Linked DNA regions of Homo sapiens: region 1 is linked to region 2. Evidence: read pairs that join two places in POLR2A ChIA-PET (ENCODE). Cell type or tissue: GM12878. All regions are shown on one strand. Links, peaks and the distances in the headings refer to the core of each region. The heading gives the core; the rest is flanking DNA.

What was found. ChIA-PET counts read pairs that join two places held together with the same protein. Peaks named below come from ENCODE experiments on the same cell type or tissue, not always from the same donor. Only the 100,000 strongest peaks of a DNase experiment are listed, where the experiment ranks them.
Region 1: POLR2A ChIA-PET joins it to region 2 with 13 read pairs; 3 of 35 experiments call an interaction of 5 or more read pairs at or near these places.

The regions. Positions count from the first base shown.
Region 1 is chr4:112,269,595-112,275,523 of GRCh38, reverse strand. AP1AR (adaptor related protein complex 1 associated regulatory protein) reads right to left here. Exons shown (of 10, transcript NM_018569.6): 10 at 2,414-5,929. It overlaps TIFA (TRAF interacting protein with forkhead associated domain), which reads left to right. Exons shown (of 2, transcript NM_052864.3): 2 at 1-987. Among named protein-coding and RNA genes, the nearest start is that of TIFA, 13 kb to the left of the region's middle. RefSeq lists an enhancer at 4,026-4,145. In GM12878, for the core only: no CTCF peak of the experiment used is centred there; no DNase peak of the experiment used is centred there; H3K4me3 peaks cover 1,578 bases; H3K27ac peaks cover 2,002 bases.
Region 2 is chr4:112,097,127-112,104,092 of GRCh38, reverse strand. The region is part of intron 1 of LINC02945 (long intergenic non-protein coding RNA 2945); the gene reads left to right. Among named protein-coding and RNA genes, the nearest start is that of LINC02945, 12 kb to the left of the region's middle. In GM12878, for the core only: a CTCF peak has its summit at 4,234 (motif pointing left); a DNase peak (open chromatin) is centred at 4,192.

The DNA.
Region 1 (5,929 bases), core at 1-5,000, 170 kb before region 2:
AAATAATAATGAACGCTTTAATAATGAAAGAGCAATTGGTTAGTATTAGAATTGTTTTGATTACAAAGTTAGCATCTCTGCCTGAGCTACCCAACCCCAAAGCGGGGTTGTTAGAGGAAAGCTACCATATTTCATAGAACCGAGGAAGGAATGCAGCAGACCTCAGGTGAGATTCGAATGCTCTGGCTCTGACCCTCAATGCATATTGGCTCCATGGCCACCTGTAGCTCCCAAGTTTTACACGTTATTGATCCCCCAAAGAGACCTGATCTCTTGATTTCAGTTCCAGGGACGGGTCAGCTTGGGTCAGGTGCCCACCCCTTCACCAATCAACTTGTCTCAGGTAACGCAGTCACATTATATAATGGCTGCTCTGGTCAGTGATCATGTGGATAGATACAGCATTTTCTCAAAAAAATGGTCACAGGGGTGGGGGTGGGGCAAACAAAAATATTGGTGTTTGATACAAGGTACTGAAGCTAAGATGTGAAACCTTCCATATACACTTTAAGGACTTCTTTGTCCCTGGAAAGTGATTTTTCTGGGGCTCCTTAGGTAGAGAGGTGTATTAATGGTGCCAGTGTTAGAATCCTTGGCAGTCTCTTCTTGAACCTGCAACTCCAGTGGTTAAATCTCATAGGCCATATAACCATTTTCTAGAGAATTCTGTTCCTACTATCTAATGCAGTAACTGACTTAAAAGTAAGTATTACTGTTAGACTCTAACATAAGTGGTGGTATTTGTTTTAATGGAGGTGGGATCAGGTATGTGTTCACTTAAGCTTTACATTAAAAAAAAATTTATATGTGTAAATAAATATATATGCCTTGTAGAAAAATTAGCCATAATCTTACTACCAGAAGAGAACTACTGTTAACTTTGTGTGTGTGTATATGTGGTGGATGGTTTTATGTTACCTCCTGGCTCTTTTTATGTTTCCAATTCTCTAACACTTGTTTAATTAATTACTTATATTATTAAGATAACAGGCTTTGTTATTATTTTACTAAGTGGACCATGATTGAAACTATCAGTCTCCATTTCAGGTGGTGACCAAGATGAGCCCTACGACAAGTGGGTGGAATTTAATAGGTTTCTAGTTGGTATGGGTTGTCCTCAGATCCAACCTATTCAACCTACATGAAAATACTTATTTGTCCTTTACCTCTTAAGCAATGAACTTAGGGCTGGGAGCACTGGTGAAGAAACTGGGATGGCATTAGGTTCAGCTCTGTTGCTGGTTTCATAATTTTGTTGCTGATGGAAGGCTACCAAGGGACTAGAGATGAACCAGTTTGGCCCTGCTTAGTGGCAACAGTAAAATAACTGCTTGAAGGCCCAAATCAAGACAGTGACTTTTTTTTTTTTTTTTAGACTACTCAAGTGCAGTAGTCAGAAGGGGGGAAAAGAGTAGAACAAGAAATTCAATCTGTAACTGACTATGAACAATCAACTGAGCTAATTCAACAGTGACATTTTAAAACAGAAAACTTCTGAGATTAGACAGTCACAATAAGGTGTGACAATGAAATTTCCCCTTAGTTCACAGTACCTTTTTATAATAATATCACTTTCGGCATCTTGAAAGTTTTTTAATCCTTCAAAGTTAGGTTAGACACATTCTTTTTTTTTTTGAGTCAGAGTTTCGCTCTTGTTGCCCAGGCTAGAGTGCAATGGCGCGATCTCGGCTCACTACAACCTCTGCCTCCCGGGTTCAAGCAATTCTCCTGCCTCAGCCTCCAGAGTAGCTAGGATTACAGGCATGCTCCACCACGCCTGGCTAATTTTGTATTTTTAGTAGAGATGGGATTTCTCCGTGTTGGTCAGGCTGCTCTTGAACTCCTGACCTCAGGTGATCTGCCTGTCTTGGCCTCCCAAAGTGCTGGGATTACAGGCATGAGCCACCGCACCCGCCCAGGTTAGACACATTCTTTTTAATAGCTAAGCAAAAAAATCCCCTGAAGCCCCCAAAACTCTGAAAACAATACTGACCTAATTTCTACCGGAAAGAATTGTACAGTGTTGAGTGTGGGCTCTGAGTCATACTGCTTGGGTTTATCTACCATTCCTGTAATTTGACATAACTCAGATTCCTTTTTTGAAAAACAAGGATTAAATAGTGCCTCCTTCATAGGGTCTCTGTGAATATCAGAGATAAAGTATGTAGTCTCCTTACCACAGCATTTACACACAGTACCTGCTCCTCTGAGTAGCATGGGGCAGAGTTAGGTCCTCATTTTTAATGGTCTCATATAAGATTTCTGAACTACAGAGGACATTACTATATCTGGGTAGGAGGAAATAAATCTTTAAATTTGAAATAATAATATACAATTTTAAATATCATTTTCCAAATTTAATTTCATTTTCACCTTTAATATTTCCTAAGGATTCAAGAATCAGATGCAGGGATTCTGTTTCTCTCCATTTTTATTGTTATTGTTGTTGTTGTTTTACATTTAGGATTTCAATGTGGAATCTCAGATTTCTTTTGTGAACTCCTTTACTGTCAGACAATTAACCAGAAATACCAAATAAATGAAGATGGGAAAACACTACATATTTAACATAAAATCTTTTTTAGATGTCTGTATTCTCAAGAAATTATGATTAGGACATGTTTACATAGTTAAACGAAACCTCTGGCCTCTGCTAGAAAAATATATTTATCTATTGAAAAAAAAGCGGGCATAATTCCAAAATATATCATTTCAAAAGTTCTAGTGTTACCAGTGGTGAGTATGGGCACGCTCCATAGTCCTTGATCTTTGTCTTCTTGGGAGAAAGAATTCAGCCAAGAGACAGAATTATATTTAAGGCAGAAACAAGAGTTTATTGAAGCAAAAAAAAGTACACTTGGATGGAACGAAGGGGGACGTCAAAAGATTGAGTACCCAGCTTGACCTTTGTCTTAGGGCTCTTAGAGATTTATTATTTCCTATTTTTTTCCCCATCTCTTCCCTCCCTGTATGTGCAGTGGTTTGCCAGTATCTGGAAGGGCCTTTTGGTGATTGAAGTTATGCACATGCTCTCTTAGGGCAATTTTCCCTTACTGGGCTAGCACTCCCGGCCAAGCCCCATGGGAAGGTCATATATTTGTCAAACTCTGTCATTTTGCCCCTTACTGCGCATGTCTGGTCATGCCCCCAGAGGAAGGCCAAACTCTGCCATCTTAAATTCTTATTGGGAAGTTGTTGCCCATGAGCTCAAGATGTCTCCTGTTAGATTTTCCCTTCCCTGTCACCAGCCCTCACAGTCTTTGTGGCGCTGTCCTGCCCTGTTCATATCTGCCTATCTACTCTAAAGCTAGTATCTTTTAAATAAAAACCCTTCTATAACTCCACATCCCCTTCCAGCTACCCCATTTCTCTGCTCTCTTTTCAAATTGTCTGCATTAGCTGTTCTTTATTCTTCATCCCCAACTCCCCAGTTTCCATCCCTTCATTTGTGTAACTGTCTCCAAATGCAACTAAAGCAGCGGACCTCTTTTCAAAGCATTTGCTATTGTTGAGCCCTCTTATTTCCTGGCTCCTGTGACACTATTCTCTGGTTCCTGCATTCCTCCTGTATCTGTTTCTTTTGACGACTGTTTCACTACCCCCAACTTCTAAATGTCAACACTTAGTGGGGCTTTTCTGCCTATGTGCTCCCCTGGGGTGAACTCAGCTGGTTTAATGACTTAAAATACCATTTTCCTACTAATGACTCCCAAACTTGAACCTAGACCTCTTTCTTGGGCTGCAGACATATATCCCATCACCTACTTGACATCTTCATCCAAATATCTTATGAACACCTCAAAGTTAACTTTTCAAATAGAACTCTTTCATTTTCCCCACTTTCCCAAACCTGTTCCTCCCATTACACTGAAGTCAAATCAGAACCAAGAAGTTATAGTTAAGGGCACTTGCAGCTACTAGGCTGGCTGTCAGACATCTATAGATTTGGCCAGTAGGGAGACAATGAGTCCAAATAGATTGAGACAGTTTATTATTTACACAGACAGCAAAAGCAGTATCAGGATGGAGTCAGCTCCCTGTATACCTGGTCCTTAGGGACATCCCTGGATGACACTGAACCAAGGGGACAAGATGACAGATGACAAGTAGAAATAGCTCTGTTGAGGAGCCAACTCTAAACTATAGCTAAACATTTTTATAGTCGGTATCTGCACCTGAATGAGAGTGAGGTCACTGGAAACCAGCTGGATGAGAAATTGCCTCACGGCAGCCTTTTGCAAGACAGGGAGGTATTTTGCAAGATAAATGGCCCTTTGACAGCTCCTTTACGATGGCCTATCTTGCCATGGAGGATCCAGAGAGGATCACGATGTTTTCTACCAAGACCTGTGTCAGACTGTGGTTGAGTTTTGCCTACGTGGACTATGTGCAGTGAGCAAGGTAGCCACGGCACCATGCCAGATGTGTTACCCCTACAGTAGTATCTGATTCTACCCCTTCCTTTAGTCTTATATCCAACCCATCAGAAAATCCTGATGATTCTACCTCTAAAACAAATCTGCTCTGCCTTTTCACAGCCATTGTAAACCCAAGGCACACTATATTCCATTGGGAGTGCTATATATCCACTCTTGCCTTCTTACAATCCATTCTCTACACAGCAACTAAAGCAATCGTTTGAAAATGTGTATATGATGACTGTACATCCTTGCTTACAAAAAATTTCAGTGGCTTTCTATTACACATCAAATAAAACTCATTCTTGGTCTACAAGGTCTTGCATCATCTGGCCCTTAACTACCACTCCAGTATCATCTCATACCACTCTTCCCCCTCACTCATGATGCTTCATTCCCAGTGGTCTTTTTATTCACAGAACATAACAAACTCTTTCCCACCTCAGGTACTTTGTACTTGCCGTTCCCTTTGCTTATAACATGCTTCATACCAGGTTTTACTTGACTGTTTCCTGCTTAACAATTAGGTTTTAGCCAAGTAAACAATTAACAAGTTAACAACTAAAACTTAAAACAATTAAGTTTTAGCCAAGCTATCTCCTCAGAGAGGATTGTCCTGACCTATGAGAAGTAGTCAATTGGCCCCCAGTTACTCTCTCTCCTATAATCTTGTATATTTTCTAACTGTGACCTGTGATTTTCTTGCATGTATGTTTACTTATTATTGTCTCTCTCTCTCACCAGAATGGTAAGCAAAGAGCAGAGACCTTATATGTCTTTGTACTTCTATGTCCCTAACACCCACCAGACACAGTTCCAATAATATTAAATACTATTCCAATATTTGCTGAATAAGTTATTTCTAGTACTTTTTATAAACACAAAACAAAACGTTAACTTTTTTTTAACAGTTAAAACACATTTTCTAGTTCCATCTTGCTTTCTTAATTTACTTTTGTCTTCACATCAGATTTAATAAAATAATTACAAGTCAGGAATCAGAATACCTGCATGTTTATGGAGTAAAACCAATAATAGTCAAATAACTTATTACCTTTAAGTGTAAAAATGTGTTTATTCACAACCATTTGTAAATTACCATTTGTTACCATTCCTTCAAAAAATTCTTTATGAACAAAAAGCCAAGAAAAATTACAATCGTAGCTTATGCCAAACCAAAAATATACATCTGATGTATACAAACTTTAAAAAGCATTAACACAGGCAATGTGAATATAGATTACCTTAAAAATATTTCCAAGACACAGCTACAACTTAAATTATGTTAAGACAGATATAAATAATAGCATTACCTAATGTATTATATTTACATATTTAAAGTATCATATTAATTTCTATGACATAAAAAAGGAGATAAAACTACAGATGTCATTGCTTAGCAGTTCAAATATTGAAAGGGCCACATGATTTTTTTTTTTAAGCACAGCAAGAACTTTAGGTTACTATTTATATCTGGACCTTCCTATATTTATAAGAACATGCACCGTCAT
Region 2 (6,966 bases), core at 1,186-6,185:
TCCTAATTGTGCGACAGGCTTCATTTCCTATGCTCCTTGATTTTTCGTCTCTGAACTGTTTAAGGATACAGAAGAAATGACCCATTCTCACTTAGAAAGAGTGACGAGCTTGTGGGGATGGGGATTTTTCCATTTTGTTTGAAACAAATTATGTACAGTGGAATACATGTAGGACTGAAATTATGGGAGCCTTAAATTTATTCTTCACAGGATTTTGAATCAAACAAATATTGATTAAGAATGTTTTGTAGGCCGGGCACGGTGGCTCACACCTGTAATCCCAGCACTTTCGGAGGCCGAGGCGGGCGGATCATGAGGTCAGGAGATCGACACCATCCTGGCTCACACGTGAAACCCTGTCTCTACTAAAAATACCAAAAAAAAAAAAAAAAAAAAAAATTAGCCGAGCGTGGTGGCGGGCGCCTGTAGTCCCAGCTACTTGGGAGGCTGAGGCAGGAGAATGGCATGAACCCGGGAGGCGGAGCTTGCAGTGAGCCGAGATCGCGCTGCTGCACTCCAGAATAATTTTGTATTATTTACAAAAGAATGTTTTGTAAATAATAATATAGTAATGCACTATGAAATAAGAAGTGGTCTGTAAAAGGAAAAAAAAAAAGGCCAAATTTTAAAATCAAAGGGTCACTTATTGTTTCAGGAAATAGCATGTCTTTATCATTGTCACAAAAACCAATAGCAGAAATAGAAATATGCGTCAGTGTTATTTAGGATTGCACTTGAACAATGCTAATTTGCACAAGGCAATTATTTTATAAACTTTTGAGGAATGGGGATTATGTAGAGATGAAGGTTAGAATAAAGGTAGGTATGTAAGCTTGTAGGGAGGAAGATTTGTTTGTCTCTACCCACGAATTGGGCCAATTCCCGGATGTCACATCACAAGCCAGATTCCAGAGGAAATGGCGGTTGACCTTTTATTTCTTGTTCAATGCCATTGGACAAAAACACGAGTTTAACTTTCAAGTTGCTTTTGGCAGAGGCCTTGGGGTTGCTCCTCTGCCCCCAGCTCTTTTCTGAGTGACACACAGAGCCTCAGCCATCCTTAACAGACGTGTTCTGAGTGCTGTTTCTTGGAATAGCAAATAATACGGCCAATACCTAATTTAGAACTTTTATTCTGTGCCAAGTGCTATGAGCTTATTTATGGATTATCTCATTTAATCCTCATTATTATTTATAATGTAGATGTTGTCATTATCTCCATTTTATGGATAATGACACTGAGGCTTAGAGAAGCTAACTCACTTGCCTAAGATTATATAGCCATTAAGTAGCAGTGACCAGATCTGAACCCAGGCAATTTGATTCTAAACTCTCTACTGCCTCTCTTAATGGCTGCCCATCAGGGAATTCACTCTTCATGGTGGATGTAGTGCAAACTTGATAGATAGAATGGAAGGCAAATGTTAAATGCTATATGACTTGCCTTACACTTATTCATGTCAGAGTGGAACTGCCAAAGGTCAGGATTGTTTGGAGGTCCATAAAAATTCTATATTGCTTGTCTTCCCTGTGCAAAGTGCTCATTGAACATCCTATCCCCAACCTACCCGACTCCTTCTCCATCTCTCATGGGGTAAAGAGGGGAAACAAACTCTTTGGCAAAAATAGACATTATGGTGTAAATCAACTAGGTAAATGAACATCCCCCCACCTTATCTTTATAAAGTATGAACATTGAAAGAAAATCAGAGTTTTTAAAAAGGCAAATTTTGCCATTACAATTTGAATAAAGAACTCTTTTGTTTGACAACATAAAGCTTTAGATGAAGTACTATTTTAATATGTAAAAGATTAAGGACAAATTAAAAGCTAAAACATTCTCCGTCAATACTTGAAGTTGAGCAAAAATCACAGGATATAGGTTAAATTTAAACAATTTCCACAGCAAGGATGGTGTTCAAAGTCATCACCCAGTAGGAGGGTGGCCCCTATTCCTGAGTTTTGATCCTTGACCATGATTCCTGGCCTGCAGACACCCAAAGCTGCTTCATCTCACTTTATATCTCTCAGAATGCCCTAGAATTTCTCTCTTTGCTTCTCCAGGAATCCCTATTACCAGCCCCTCCTACTCTCCAATTCTCTGACTCTTGATTTTGGATTATATTTAAAATTGCTATTATTGTACTATGTAGGCCCTTTCTTAAAATTTTAGACTCTCAAATGTTGCAGTCATACACTTCCTTTTTCCAAATTAGAAACTAAGAAAAATAATAGCAGCTCTCTTCTGCTTCCATCCTTCCCCTCTTTACAAAAAAGAATCTTAGAACTCTCAAAATAAAAATATTCTTTTCCATAAATCGGTTCTTCTTCCTGTTGGAACTGTACTTGATCAATATCTCATGACATACTTAATTCTGCTGCTTTCAGCAGTAAGTTTTGGGTAATAATTTTCAGGGACAAGGCAACTCTGCAATATTACCTTATCCATTAACCAATGAATCAGGTAAGAAATTTTGTTTTTCTTCTTTTTCCCTGATAAGCAATTTAAAATACATCTTTTGTAATATTTGGATATGATTTTAAGATAGCACATAAAACTTCCAAAGAATTTCAATTTTGCCATGGACAACTTGCCCTCAAAGTCATTGTCTCCCTCTAGTTTTACTTTCTATTTATTTTTACTTTCTATTTAATTTTCTATTTAAGTTTCATTTTTATGGTAGCTAGACATCCATTGTATGGACTTAATTACTGTACAAAGTGTATAGTGCTCACAATATTTTTAGGGGCCCACAAAAATATATGAATTTTATTTCTAATTCAGAAGGAAAGATATAATGATAATATTTAATAATTAATCCAGCCTGGGGTGTATACCAAAGCAGTCACAAAATATAATTGTGTGTGTGCATGTGTGTGTGTATGTGTATTCTTTTCAATGAAGGAAGGGGCTCTGAAGGCAAAAGTGCTTGGAACTCATGATAGTCATAACACTATGAAAGTGGCTAGCTTCTTTATAGCAAGTGAACATTTTAAAACTGACAGCCATATTCCATATTCTTCAAAGTTTTTATGTTGTTTGTGGTTTTGATGATCATGTGAACCATCCCCACATTATGCAATTTATTGGTCACAAATTAAAACTAAAATGGAGTATAAAGTTCTGAGAATATGAGTCTTGAACAATAAATAAGCCTTCAGGTATTGATATGTTATCTTAATTTGGCTTTAGTCATTCCTTATCATAAGTTTTATTTATTTATTTATTTTTAATATAAACTTAAAATAAAATCCTACCCCCCTTCCCCACCAACTGAACAAACCCCCATTGTGCCCAAGAGAACTCCAGGAAAACCTTAAAACTGAGTTCCCAGCCATGATGGAATGGGAGGTCAGACACATCTCATTAAACCCTTTCTCTTTTATGGTTTAGACAGAACAACTGATCAGCATTAATGTTAAAATAGAGATCATAAGACTGACAGAACAAACTCTTCGTGGCAGTAAGATACCATATTACACCATGATACAAACAGGACCTAAGGCCATGCCAGGCAAGGATTAATTCACGCACCCCCTACACTTAAGTAATAAACTAGGTTTTTCTTTTTCTCTGTCAGCTAAACAAGCACTGGCTTCGAGATAAGCAATATTAAAACAATTTGCACCTCTACCAGATTCTGACCCCCACTCCCTGTTCCACCCACTCCCTGTTCCACCAGCCATAGCTATAGCTTTGATTGGACAAGAGACTGATTTCAATAACTTTCTCCTGATCAGAAGATCATGGACCATGGACTGGTTCTGGGCGGTTTACAGATATTGTGCACTTGTATGCCTTCCTGCCCTGAAAGAAACTTTTGATTTATAGGGCCTAATTGTAAATACATTTAAATGTTAAGTCTCCACCCCAAAGTAAACATGGGTCATGTTACATGCATGTTTGTTCAATAAGCATGTAACATCCAATATGTGTCAGGACCACCCTCATGAATATTCATAGCTCCTCCTATACCTGTTGAATATGTACGTTTAGCCAACCTGTTCAGCATAAAGCTCCCACTCCAAGCACTCCTCCTGTGAAGTGCCTGTCTCTGGTCTTGCGGGAGGCATTTTTCTAAATGCCTTTAGAAGAAACAAAGTCTTTCCTTTTCTAAATCTACATTTATAAATCCTATTTTTTTTTAAGTTAACATAAGACAAGGTTTTTACATGTAACATTATTGGCTTTGTTTACCTTTATTATTTTCCAAAACTATGGCACCATCTACTGGTAGTTTAAAGAACGGTTCTACATGCTTAGATAATGGAAACGGTTCAATCCTACATCCCATGTATTTACAAAAGACAGTTCACATTACTCCCTCCTCCTCTTGCCAATTCAATGCCTTTTAAAAAATCTACTCTGTCCCTTAAAAGTCCGTTTTTACCTCTCCAGCAATGCCATCTACTTCTGTAGTTTCTATTGAACCATAATGTTCAAACTCCAACTCTGATATTTTTTCCTGATGTTTTCCTAGCTTTGTCTTTTCAACTGCTAACTGAACTGGATACCTTTTCAACTCCAGCTGAAAGGCATCAGCTGGATTAAGGATGGCTGCTGTTAAGCCATCTCTGGCAGCACCTCATACACATCAGAAGTCCATCTTTGTCTCATCTCACATAGGACAACTCTCTGTTGTACTTTGCCTTTATTTCCAGAAACTGCCTTCTGTGTCCATACCTTCTGCTTTTGTAGTCCAGCTCACTCACTTAACTCACATCTTTGTCATCTATGCCTTTCTCTATGGAAATTTTCTGGCGCTGACCTATTTCTGGCTATGGAACCTCTCAACTATGATTTCCTCCCCTTGCTGGATCATTCCTGACAGCAACTCTCGGATGCTGCATTCTCTGAAGCACTTAGATGCTTAGAGCCCTTAGATGAGGGCTCAGACTAGCCCTTGGTCTACCAGTAGTTATACTGGCTGCTTATCAGAGTGCTGGGAACCCTTCTTAAAACTCCAGATACTCAGATCTCTCCTCAAGGGATTTGATTCAGTAGCTCTACTGGAGACCCTGGGAATTTTAATAAATGCCTCAGAAGATTTCTGGTACAGCTGTTTCATTTGGGAACCAACAGCCACAAGATAAATTATGTGTCACAGAACACAAAGCTCTGCGTAAACTGGCCCAAGTCTATCGCTGTGGTTTCATATTTTGCCATCTGATCTGCCATTCTTCTGTAGGCATTTTCCTTATTCCTTGTTCTTTCTCTTTTTGCTCCTTCCTAGTTGGAAAATTTCCTCTCATCTTTTTTTTTTAATTTTAATTTTAATTTTTTGAGATAGAGTTTCGCTCTTGTCACCCAGGCTGGAGTGTGGCATTGTGATCTCGGCTCACTGCAACTTCTGCCTCCCAGGTTCAAGCAATTCTCGTGCCTCAGCCTCCCGAGTAGCTGGCACTACAGGCGCCCGCCACCATGCCTGGCTAATTTTGTATTTTTGGTAGAAACAGGGTTTCACCATGTTGGCCAGACTGGTCTTGAACTCCTGACCTCAGGTGATCTGCCCACTTTGGCCTCCCAAAGTGCTAGGATTATAGGCATGAGCCATCATGCCCGGCCTTCTTCTTATCTTTTAAATCACAGGTCAAATATCATCTTCTCTTTAGGGATTCCTTGTATTCTTCTTTTGCCTCCCTTTTCATTAAGCAAAATTAATCTTTCTTTTAGCTGTGCCACTATACCTCAATTGGAGCTCACATCACAGAGTCAGATTCACACTCTGAATCCAGGTGTTTATGTCCTAAAAAACCTAGAGAGTAAGTGATCATTAAAACATGGTCTATGGATCTCCTGCTTCACAATCATCTAGGGTGTGTGATCAGTGAAAGATTTTCACTGCAGATCTATTGAATTAGACTCTCTGGGGATGAAGTCTGCAATTGGTAAAATTAGTGCAGGTAAGTCTTCTGCTCATTAAAATTTGAGAACCATGGTTCTATCAGCTGTAGAAATTCAGGACATCAGCTGAAGTGACAATTCTTCCATGAACTGCATTAATCAACAGGACATATGTCAGGAGCTCAGAGCACTCACATCTTTATCAGCAGCAAGGCCAAGGGGTTGGCTTCAGTTATTGGTGTTGAAGTTAGCGTTAGCGGTACCACTGCTTACTTTTCTTTTGTTTGTTTTTAAACCATTGGTTTTCCTTTTAAACAGGCCTCCCAATTAAAAACAATGCTAGGTAAAAGAAAATATACTTGAGAGCAGCATCTTATTTATGTGTTAAACCATGGTTCTTCTCCTAAAACCTTAACATTCCCTGGCCTTAGAATTTATTATAATCCTAAATTTAAGAGGATGATCTATATTGTTATATTGTCATCTTCATTTCCCTCTTATGCACTTATTGAGATTAGGACCCATATCTAATTGCTCCTCAGTCTTTTTAACCTGGAATCTCCAGGTTTTTTAAAAAAATAATTTCAACTTTTATTTTAGATAAAGAGGGTATATGTGCAAATTTGTTACATGGTCATATTGTGTGATGCTAAGGTTTGGGATATGATTGAATTTGTCACTGAAGAAGTGAGCATAGTACCCAATAGTTTATTTTTCAACCCTTGCCTCCCTCCCTTCCTCCCCACCTCTAGTAGTCCCCAATGCCTATTGTTCCCATCTTTATGTCCATGAGTACCCAGTGTTCAGCTCCCACTTGTAAGTTAGAACATGCAGTATTTGGTTTCTGTTCCTGCATTAATTTGCTTAGGATAATGGCCTCCATCTGCATCCATATTGCTGCAAAGGACATGATTTCATTCTTGTTATGGCTGCATAGCATTCCATGGTGTATATGTACCACATTTTCCTAATCTAATCAACTGCTGATGGACATCTTGTTTGATTTTATGTCTTTGCTATTGTGAATAGTGCTGCAATGACATATGGGTGCATAGTGTCTTTTTGGTAGAATGATTTATTTTCTTTGGGGCATATACCTAGTAATGGGATTTCTGGGTTGA